2 separate regions of the Homo sapiens genome follow, and region 1 is linked to region 2. The links are chromatin loops, found by intact Hi-C in ENCODE. Cell type or tissue: Caco-2. All regions are shown on one strand. Links, peaks and the distances in the headings refer to the core of each region. The heading gives the core; the rest is flanking DNA. Region 1 has its middle 29 kb from the start of CREB3L2. Region 2 has its middle 45 kb from the start of MIR4468.

The links. A loop is a pair of places that touch in the nucleus more often than their neighbours do. Peaks named below come from ENCODE experiments on the same cell type or tissue, not always from the same donor. Only the 100,000 strongest peaks of a DNase experiment are listed, where the experiment ranks them.
Region 1: it touches region 2 in a loop (13-fold over the local background); 1 of 110 quality-filtered maps calls a loop at or near these places.

What each region holds. Positions count from the first base shown.
Region 1 is chr7:138,028,303-138,033,679 of GRCh38, forward strand. No RefSeq gene overlaps it. Among named protein-coding and RNA genes, the nearest start is that of CREB3L2, 29 kb to the left of the region's middle. RefSeq lists an enhancer at 2,938-4,137. In Caco-2, for the core only: no CTCF peak of the experiment used is centred there; no DNase peak of the experiment used is centred there.
Region 2 is chr7:138,166,418-138,171,794 of GRCh38, forward strand. No RefSeq gene overlaps it. Among named protein-coding and RNA genes, the nearest start is that of MIR4468, 45 kb to the left of the region's middle. RefSeq lists enhancers at 2,752-3,622, 3,704-4,379, 5,078-5,197. In Caco-2, for the core only: no CTCF peak of the experiment used is centred there; DNase peaks (open chromatin) are centred at 3,164 and 4,074.

The DNA.
Region 1 (5,377 bases), core at 163-5,162, 140 kb before region 2:
TACACCAAGGTTATTTTTGCGCAATGCAAAGTAATTTCTGGTACCCCAAAAAGCCAAAAAGACCACATAACACAATACAGAAAGAACAGTTTTAGATCTGAGAGGACTATGTCCATTTACAACTTGGGATTCCCAGAGGAAAAAAAAGCAGGTGCTCCCAAAAAGGAGTCTGTGGCACCTTTTTCTGTTTTTCTTAAGGGTTCTCGGGCTGTTAGAATTTACAATATATGAAGAATAGGGTGAAATAAAACTAACTTGAAGAACAATTTTTAAGAAAAGGAAGTGAACATAGAAACCAAACACATGAGTTCTTTAAAAAGGTTTCAGTCATCTGAAAAAAAAAAATTCCCAAAAATAGAATAAAAAAAAAGGGAAGAAAAGTATAAGGCCTTTTAAATACACACACACACACACACACACACACACACACACACACGTATATATATATGTGTATATATTTATAGAGAGAGAGAGAGACAGAGAGAGAACACTTGAATATCAGCTTTTAATTAAGCTGATTTTTAGCCACAGAGCTCTTTAAAAAAACAATTCTTTCAAGTCTCCTGTTACCAGATTTTACCCAGGACAACAGCCGATATTTTTGGCTTTTGAGTTTCTTTACCAAAGGTATCTTTCTAAGGGTCTCAATCAAAATTATGACTTAATCATGGGTGCACGAGTTATCTCCAAAGAGGTGGCAAACAATTTTTACACGATCCAGAATCACCCTAGAGATAGCTCAGAGAAAGGAAAACACAGGACGAGAAATCGGAAACTGTCCATGGAAGGAAAAAGGATCAATAAATGGCAATTCCCTGGCTGGGTATTGAACCCACGCAGCATTAGTCAAATGGGAGAGACTTAGCTACTGTACTACGGCATGGGGTGGTGCATTAGCCTGTATTTGCATTGCTATAAAGAAATACCTGAGGCTGGGTAATTTATAAAGAAAAGAGGTTTGATTGGCTCATGGCTCTGCGGGCTTTAAAGGAAGCATGGTGCTGGCATCTACTTCCGGTGAGGCCTCAGGACACTTACAATGATGATAGAAGGTGATAGGGAGCCAGCATGTCACATGCCAAGAGTGAGTGAGAGAGAGAGAGAGAAAGAAGAGAGATCCTAGACTCTTTTAAACAACCAGAACTTGCATGAACTAAGAACTCACTTATCACCAAGGGAATGGTGTTCAACTCTTCATGGGGGATCTGCTCCTATAATCCAATCACCCTCCCTCCGCCCAGGTCCCACCTCCAACTTTGAGAATCACATTCAGCGTGAGATTTGGAGAGGACAAACATCCAAACCACATCAGGTGCTCTCCACTGATCTTCCCGGAGGGAATGTAGAGCAGGCAGTTTTGAACTTGCAAAAGATTTTAACTTTCAGGTCAAAACTTTTTTTTTTCACTCTTTTTAATTTTATCAAGAGAATTTCTAAGGCTAGCCATGATACTAGCCTATGTCCTTTTAAAATTTTTGATTTTCCCATTAATTATTTAGAATAAGAAATGTATAAAATCTTTTTTATTTTCAGTGGTGTACTTAGTTCCAATAGTAACTCAATGCAAAAGCCTCTTGAAAGCCCAGGTGGTAACTTTCCAGGTTTTTTTCTACATAAGCAAGAGGTATTCCTGGGGAGGGCGTCGAGGAAGCAATCCCCATGATCATTAAAAACTTACTCTCAGAAATAGACTTAAAGTAACAAAAGACAATGTGAAAGGAGAATAAATACTTGGGGCCCTAATTCATTATGCCAAAAGAAAAAAATTATCCTGAAAGCTGAGTCATGTAAGATGTTGCCTTGCCTTTTGTTCCTAAGCAGATAGCTGCAGATAAAAGGTTAATCATCTCCTCAGGCAGCTACTCTATGTTCACCTTATCTTATGTAAAGTGCTGATTTACTGATCATGAGATAAATACATAATTGTATACATAAATTGAATGCATAAATTCCCCTGCCTGCTGCTTTTCTCTTGCAACATGTGGATTACCATACCCTCCCTCTTTCCCCTCCAGCCCACTTTTCCCCTTTAAAAACTGAAGCCCTCAAAATCACAGCTAGAGAAAGGCACAGACCACAGACTGTTTCTGTGATTCCATGTTTATTTCTTCCAAGGATGTCCTTAACCTTGGCAAAATAAACTTCTAAATTGATTGAGACCTGTCTCAGATACTTTTTGGTTTACACAACAGAAGCCCCATAGAGACGGGACCTTTTAAGACAAAACTCCCCTAAGAGCTTGACACCCTTGAGATGAAGAGTGTGCTGCTTAAAATATTACATCTTGGACTCCCTGTCCTTTCAGACTGGTCCCCTGATATGAACCCAAAAATTCATGCCCTCTTCCTGGACACAGTGTAATGCCTGTAATCCCAGCACTTTGGGAGGCTGAGGCAGGATCCAGTCACCTCCCATCAGGCCCCACCTCCAACATTGAGCCCAGGAGTTCGAGACCAGCCTGGGCAACATAATGAGATACCATCTCTACACAAAATCAAAAAAAATTAGCCAGGCATTGTGGCACGTGCCCATAATCCAAATTACTTGGGGAGCTGAGGTGGAAGGATCACTTGAGCCGATGAGGTCAAAGCTTTGGTGAGTCATGATCACACCACTGCACTCCAGCCTGGATGACAGAATGAGATCTTGTGTCAAAAATAAAAGTTAAAATTTAAAAAAAAATCATGCAGTCCGGATGGCAGAGACCAAGAGAGGGTACCCCCATCTAGTCACAAGATCAAGCTCTCAAGGCCATAAAACAAGATGAGAGGGGACTCTCATCTGATTTTTATTTCTGGGACCTACAGCAAAGTTTGTCTTTACAGATGACAACATAGAACTGTGAAAACTGATGAGTCTGCAGGCTCTTGAACAGTGGGTTTAAAGGGGTTCTAGGCTCATGTTCTCCCCTACGGTACCCCTCTTTATGACGGAACAACCCAGAAAGAAAAAGACAAAGGAAAAGAGCAACAAAAAAAGCTATTTCTGCGAGGGAAGTGGGTCAAACAGTATGAATATTCATACCACATGTACACCAGAGTCACTACAACCCAAGGCTTGTCACACAAATTCTTTTTTCCCATTGATCAAAACCATGTAGAGGAGACAACCAGTGATTTTTACCATCTCATCGGCTGGAGTGCACAGAGGGAGAGAGGCCCCCTGGCTGGTAAGAAATTCTTACCCCTTTGCTTCCGGGTTCCGGGTAAAGGAATCCTTTGCCCAGGTTCCTGGTTTCTCTTCAATGCAGCTTCCAGGACAGAAGCATAGCTTTGACCATCCTGCTCACACTGCCATGTTGTGGGGGCTATGGCCATTCACCCACTAAAGGTTCATTGAAAAATCACTGGCATGAAGCAGACTGATTAAGAGGAGAAAAGACATAAAAATTAATTCAATGTGTCTACATAGGAGCCTTCAGAATGAAGACCCAACTTCCCAGTGAGTAATAGAAACTTTTTGAGTTATAGAAACTTATATACTGTCTTGAAGTTATACAAAGAATGGGGGCTTGTACCCTGGTAACATAGATTATGGGAGCAGGTAGAAGAGGAATTCCACTGAGGGGCGATAAATAATTGATAGGGAGAATGATTGGATTGGGGAGCAGAGATCAACTTGCAAATCATTTTCTTTGGAATTTAAATGATCCTTGGAGACAGTCTTTATACCGTCTTCTCAGGTATGGTCACATCTGGGTCTTTTCTGCAATAGATAATGAGATAACGGAGCGGAAGAAAGAACTGTCCTCCTTGCTGGATCCGGATCCTAGGCAGATAAAGGAACGTCAGCTTCTTTGGGAGAGGCAGTGGAGGACAGGGGAAGGTCAAAGAGACCTTGAGGCTTTTTCAGTTCAGCAAGTCAAAATGCCATACTTGGAGGTATTGGTTTCTGAGCCCCAAACAGCTTTATATTTTTACTTTTCACATTTAAATATATGATCTGTGAAAGGAAAGTAGAAAGTTGGGATCCCAACTCACTCTGCCAAAAGAAAAAAAAATTAACCTGAAAACTGAGTCATGCAAGAAGCTACTTTCCATTTTGTTACTAAGCAGCAAGCTACAGATAAGTTAAAAATCTCCACAAGTAGCTATTCTGTGGTCACCTTATGGTATAGTGAGCACAGGATGAATACATAATTGACTATTCCCCTACCTACTTTTTTTCTCTTACAACATGTGGATTCAGTAATGTGACCATATCCTCCCTCTGTCTCCTCCAGCCTGCTTTTCCCCTTTAAGTACTGAAGCCCTCAAAATCATCTTTGGAGAAAGAAACAGGCCTGTCTCCCAGGCACACATCCTTCACTTTGGCAAAATAAAGTTCTAATCAATTGAGACCTCTCTTGAATACTTTTTGGTTTATAAATTGGCAACCCAGGTAAGGGACTCTGAGTGGAGGTGTCCCTTACCTTTGACAAATCTCCTATTGGTGCTTGGTACCAGCGTGAACGAATATCTTTATTGCTCAAACCAACAGGACATTTTGCTGAGGTCTGGGAGCTACTCCCCTCCACAGAATCCTTGATCTCCCCAAATTTGGTTGCGATTTAAGGTTTATTTTGCTGTACAACTCCTTTTTCTGGAGTTTTATTCACTTCCAACAAGAAGGCCAGCTTTTTTGCTTCCATGACGATGGAGAGCAGCCAACTCATTCCTGGAGCTTCAGCTCACTTCCAACAGGGAAGGAATGTTTGAGATTTTTCCTGCTTCTAAGATGGTAGAGCGCAGTCTTCAGCCTGGGCCCCATTCCTAGATAAGTAGCTGAATTTGGGTTTTGTCTTGGAAATTCTCCTTAATGACTAAAGTTAACATTAACAACCAGCTGATCTTAATTTTTCCTTACCATTAGAGTATTCAGTTATTGTATAAATTATGCAATTGTTTGTTTTGCTAACTGTTTTTTGTTTCTGTTTTTGTTGTTGTTTTGATCTTTTTCCTTCGGGTTTGACCAACTCTACCCAACTTGATCAAGTCTGAAAAAAAGTTCCAAATTATGCGGAACAAAGCCTCTGAATTAGCTAAATTCCCATAGCCGGGGGGGAAAAAAAACGGCCAGCAAAAAAAGAAAGAGTTTTACTACTTGAGGGACTGCATTTGCATAACTAGGCCACCTTTTGCTAGCCAAGCCAAACTGATAGAGCAATGACTTCACATTGTAATCAGTAGCTAAGATTCCACCCTGTTTTTCACCATGACAGCCTGGGTTGGTTCCTAAATCAGGTTATCTCTGGCTTGACATTTCTGTTACTTTTGAAATATCAGTAGTTTGTCCCAGCTAAAAAATGGTATTGAGATTTAAAAGGATTTTTTAAGAGCTCAAAGGTTAAAAGTCTGCTTAATTAAAAGCTAATATCCAAGATGTAAATGTGTCTCTG
Region 2 (5,377 bases), core at 138-5,137:
GCCATGGGTATAAATATGTATTAGCAATCAGGCCCTCCAAATAGTCATACTACCCGTTTTATAAGCTTGATGAAGTCTTAGCTCTCTGACCTTTCAGTGTTCCCACAGAACCTTATGAGCGTCAGAGACAGGAGGACCATGTTCCAGCTTTGGAGCAGGATTAACTAACTCTCAAATGAGAGTCAGGTGAAAAATTCTCTCACTACAGTCTAGAATTTCAAGCCTGGAGAGATAATTCAAACAGTCTAGAATTTCAAGCCTGGAGACATAATTCAAAATGAATAGACAGGCTAGCTGGACTTTTACACCTCATTTATGCAAAGGCAAGAGTATCCATAAGACATTTTTATCCAATCCACATAAAATTGAATTCATTTTACCAGTAAAAAATCATTTCTAACATCCCTTATGCTAATTAACAAACCCCCTGGGATTGATATGAGATAAAGACGACTGGAGCCATAATCTAATCCTTCTGGAATGTGGCTTCTGAATGGAGAATTTCTTTTTTTGTGTGTGAGATGAAGCCTCACTTTGTTGCTGAGGCTGGAGTGCAGTGGCACGATCCCGGCTCACTGCAACCTCTGCCTCCCAGTTTCAAGCGATTCTCCTGCTTTAGCCCCCACCAAGTAGCTGAAATTACAGACATGAACCCAATGCCTAGCTAATTCTTTTTTTGAATTTTTAGTAGAGACGGGGTTTTGCCATGTTGGCCAGGCTGGTCTCGAACTCCCGACTTCAAGTGATCCACACCCACCTTGGCCTCACAAAGTCCCGGGATTACCTGCGTGAGCCACCAAGCCAAGCCTGAACTGACAATTTCAAATATTAACCTACCATCCAGGAGTATATTTTTCCTGAGAGAGTTCAGAAATATCACCCCAAAATATGCAGCATTGGTATGCTGATTACTTCAAACTGAAGTCATTTGGGAAATGCCAAACGCACAGAGGGGCTTTTCCTGAATTTCCCTTATCTGACTAAGTGCAGATTCTCCAGAAGGAAGCCAATTGTCAAGAAATGCTTCCTGGGGATTTTTATCTATCCGTGAAGATTAACACACAACAGAAGTCAAACCTAGAAAAAGCTGGAGGTTAGCACCTCCTACAGACAGGATATAACCTATTCTTCTGAAGGCTGATTCGTACTTTTCATAATCATTTACTCTCCCTAGGTTGCCTACATACTCCCCTTCCCTCTCTCTTATGAAGGGAATATAAAAGCTTTTAGGTCTCATTGAGTTATTGGGTAGTTTCTTAACTTCCATGTGATGCCTTTCTGCATGTTAATAAAATGTATATATATATTTTTTTCTCCTTTTAATCTGTCTATTGCCAGCTTATTTCCCCAGACTTTCAGCCTCAAATCTTCAGAATGGAGGAGAGGACTTCCTTCACCCATATATCCAAATTATGTAACTCCCTGATGGGTTCTCCTTGCCTGCTGCACACACAAAATCAACTCTCTGAGACCATGCCATTGCAGTAAAGAAAAGAGTTTGATTGACACAAGGCTGGCCACACCACACAGGAGACTGTTATCACTCAACTCAATCTCCCCAAAGGCTCAAAGATTAGGGTTTTTCCCAGGATCTTTTGATGAGCAGGGGCCTAAGGTAGGGGCATACTGATTGGTTGGGTCAGAGATGAAATCATAGGGAATCAAAGCTGCCCTCTTATGGTGGGTAAGTTCCTGGGTTGGGGCCACAGGACTGGTTGGCAGGTCCAGGTGGGGCCATCCATTGTCAGAAATGCAAAAACCTGAAAAGACATCTCAAAAGGCCAGTCTTAGTTTCTACAATAGTGATGTTGTCTGCAAGAGTAATTGGGGAAGTTGCAAATCTTACGACCTCCATAATAATGGCTGGTAATTATTTAGAATTTAAGCCCCTCTCATCCTCCTAACTTCATGGCCTTTCATTAGTTTTACAAGAATCGTTTAGTTTTGGGGGAAGGTTATTATCATTTAAACTATAAACTAAGTTTCTCCCAAAGTTATCTTGGCCCACACCCACGAATGAGCAAAGCCAGCCAGCCTGTGAGGCTAGAAGCAAGATGCAGTCAGCCACGTCCAATTTCTCTGTCATACTTTTGCAAAGCCAGTTTCAGTCAGGGCTCTTCAAATGCCCAACTAACTATTCCTAAGTAAAGAATGAAAGCAACTAGAACACATCACACCACACTATCCATGCTGAAGCATTTTAAAGTAAACGTAAAGATAATCTAATGTACAGACACCTTCATTTTTCCCATGGTGATTTCTCTGGGATATTGTTTTGTATTTCCCTGTCTGACTTGTGGCAACATCTGTATTTCTGTAATTATAAAAGGTAAGACTCACTATTTGACTTTGAGAGGAACATTTGAGACGGCACGGTGGCTCAAGCCTGTAATCCCAAAGCTTTGGGTGGCCAAGGCAGGTGGATCGCCTGAGGTCAGCAATTCAAGAACAGCCTGGCCAACATTGTGAAACCCCATCTCTACTAAAAATATAACAATTAGCCAGGTGTAGTGGTGCATGTCTGTAATCCCAGCTACTCTGGAGGCTGAGGCAGGAGAATCGCTTGAATCTGGGAGGTGGAGGTTGCAGTCAGCCAAGATTGTGCCACTGCACTCCAGCCTGGGTGACAGAGTGAGACTCAGTCTCAAAAAAAAAAAAAAAAAGAACATTTGATTAAGGCCTGGGGATTGCTATGGGAGCCCAAATCCACTTTTGTCTTAGCCTCAGCCATTATGAATAACAAACACCCTCTTCTCAACAGTCTGTGATTCCCATGGGGAGGCTGGATGTTGGGAAAGCTGCCTCTCTCAGTTTGGCTTATTTGTTGGCTTATCAGAATCTTCTAAAGGAAAAGACCTCTCCTGTTCTTTCTCCTAGGAGGAAAAATTACTAGTCATCTTCCCAAATGTAGCACCCTTAGATTGCATTCCCATAAAGATTTCTCTCTAGCTTCTGTATTTTCTCACCCTGTTGACCTTAATCAGTAACAAAGGCTTTTATAATACTACTACTGCATTGCCCCCGACCTCAAGTTTAGAAACTCCTTAGCTCCCTTGCCTCTGGGCAGGTCTGTCTATTGCATTGCACAAAAGAAGAAGAAAGAAAGAGTAGAGAAAGGAATGTCTAGCCCTAAGCTTTCTTTTGCATTTGTATGCTTGGTGGCCTCGGAATCCCCCAAAGCAGTCAAAGGTAAATAATCCTTTGGTCTTTTCTTCCTTTGTTCTCTGAACTGAGACTTTACTCCCGAGGAGATTTTCTTCTCAGATTAGACTTGGAGAGGTCTTTTTTTTTCTCCTTTGCTTAGATGATTTGAACTGATAATTTGCATCTACAAAGGCAACTGAGAAATACTGAATGACTAACACTCCCACAGAAGACTCTGTGGAGGCGCTCCATTCTGTAATCTTTCCTCTGCTCCAGGAGACCTCCAAAGTAAATGGAAACCAAAAAGCAACATTTTCAGGGCCAAGTTTATTTTAATATTGTCTCTGGATACTTCTCTTTACAATCAATCAGGTTTTAAGTCACCAACCTTAAAACCAGCACTCCTCTCCTCTGGTTTAAAAAAAAAAAATCAGATAATTTTAACAAAAATAAACAAACAAGACATAGGATTTTAAAAAAATTAACTCCCTATTACAAACAAAAGAAGGGCAATGTAGTAAAGGCTCAAGCGAAAATCTCAGCCCAGCCCACCCCACCCCTAATAGAGTTCCTCCATAAAGCATAGATTTTTTTTTGTAGCAAAATATATATGCACTTTATTCTCAGTGAGGTAAAGGAAAGCATTACTTTTCTTTGTTAAACCAGAATAGACTTTCCTAAGAGAAATAATACGACAAAACTCACTGCAACTGAAATAAAACATATAAAATGAAGAGATGACAAAGATGAAAGGAAAGCAAGCATTACCAAGGAAATCAGAACAAATGGAACAGAAGCAAAATCAAAGTTATCATACCCCCGCCAAAAAGAAATCCTATCAAAAGAAAACAGATAATGGATTGTGAAAGATCACCATACTGTGGGGGAGGGGGACGTGAACAAAGAACAGTGCTCACACATACCTTGGGAATAGTTTTAAATTCCAAACACAAAGGCAGCAGGGACCCTGCAGATGTGAATAAGCCAGCAGCTTTCTATTGAAGAATTTATGAGGTTCTCTTAGACCCTTCATCTAGCACCTAATAACAGTGCCACCTTTGCCTGAAAACTATCCTGCCTCCCTCAAGCATAGCCATCAAACACATCATAAAAGGAGAGCTTCAGGCTTCAGGAAACACCAGATAATGACAGAATTCTGTGAAAATCAGAAAGTATTAGCTTTGATTTCGTCAGGCTGACAGTACCGATAGACATGTAAGTTACACTTGTATTTAATAAGAAGCTTGATGAAATTCAAAATACTGAGCTGGCCATTCTCTTTCTCAGTGCAATTGAGAGTCGGCTAGAGAACATTTGCCTTCTGGTGATAATTATGTCGTTAAAAAAGAATCAGGCAAGACAAAAATGTTTCCAATTGAACATATATGTTTGCCACTGTTCATCTACAAATTTCACTAAGAATAATAGTAAAGTAGTAGGACTCATAAGCCCAAATGGCCAAAGAGAATAGGAGTGCGGAGGACAAAAGGCATCAACCCAAAACTGGGAGCTGGAATGAAGAGGAAAGATTGGCAACTGGTGTAACAGACCAGAGAGCACTGTTAAAATAATTTAATAGGAGGCAGTTAGGGGTGGCTCTGAAGTCCTAGGTTCCTACATGAGCAAACCAAAACCTAACCCAAATACATCTGTTTGTGTGTTTGTTTGTCTGTGTGTTTGTTTGTTTAAATAGAGACAGAGTCTCAGTATGTTCCCCAAGCTGGTCTTGAGCTCCTGGACTCAAGTGATCCTCCCAATTCAGCCTCCCAAGTAGCCAGGACTACTGGCATAAGCCACTGCACTGGGCTCTCTTTTGTAAGTGACTAGCTTAAAGGAAAATGAAACTGAAGCTTAACCACTCTGAAACTGCCATCTAACCTCAAACTCGAACTACTTTCCACTGGAATGATCCAAATATGGCTACTGCTCCACTTTCACCTACCAAATATTGTCTTGCCCTGGTTCCACATTTACCTTATAAAAGCCTTTCACTCCTGCGTCTTCTGTCCGGTACTGTGATCTGGAGCTGTCCAACCCACGCACTGCTGTTTGTTCAAGTAAACTCTTTAAAATTTTAATGTGACAGCCAAGCACAGTGGCTCATGCCTGTAATCCCAGCACTTTGGGTGGCAAAGGCGGGCGGATCACCTGAAGTCAGGAGTTCGAGACCAACCTGGCCAACATGGTGAAACCTCGTCTCTACTAAAAATACAAAAATTAGCCAGGCATGGTG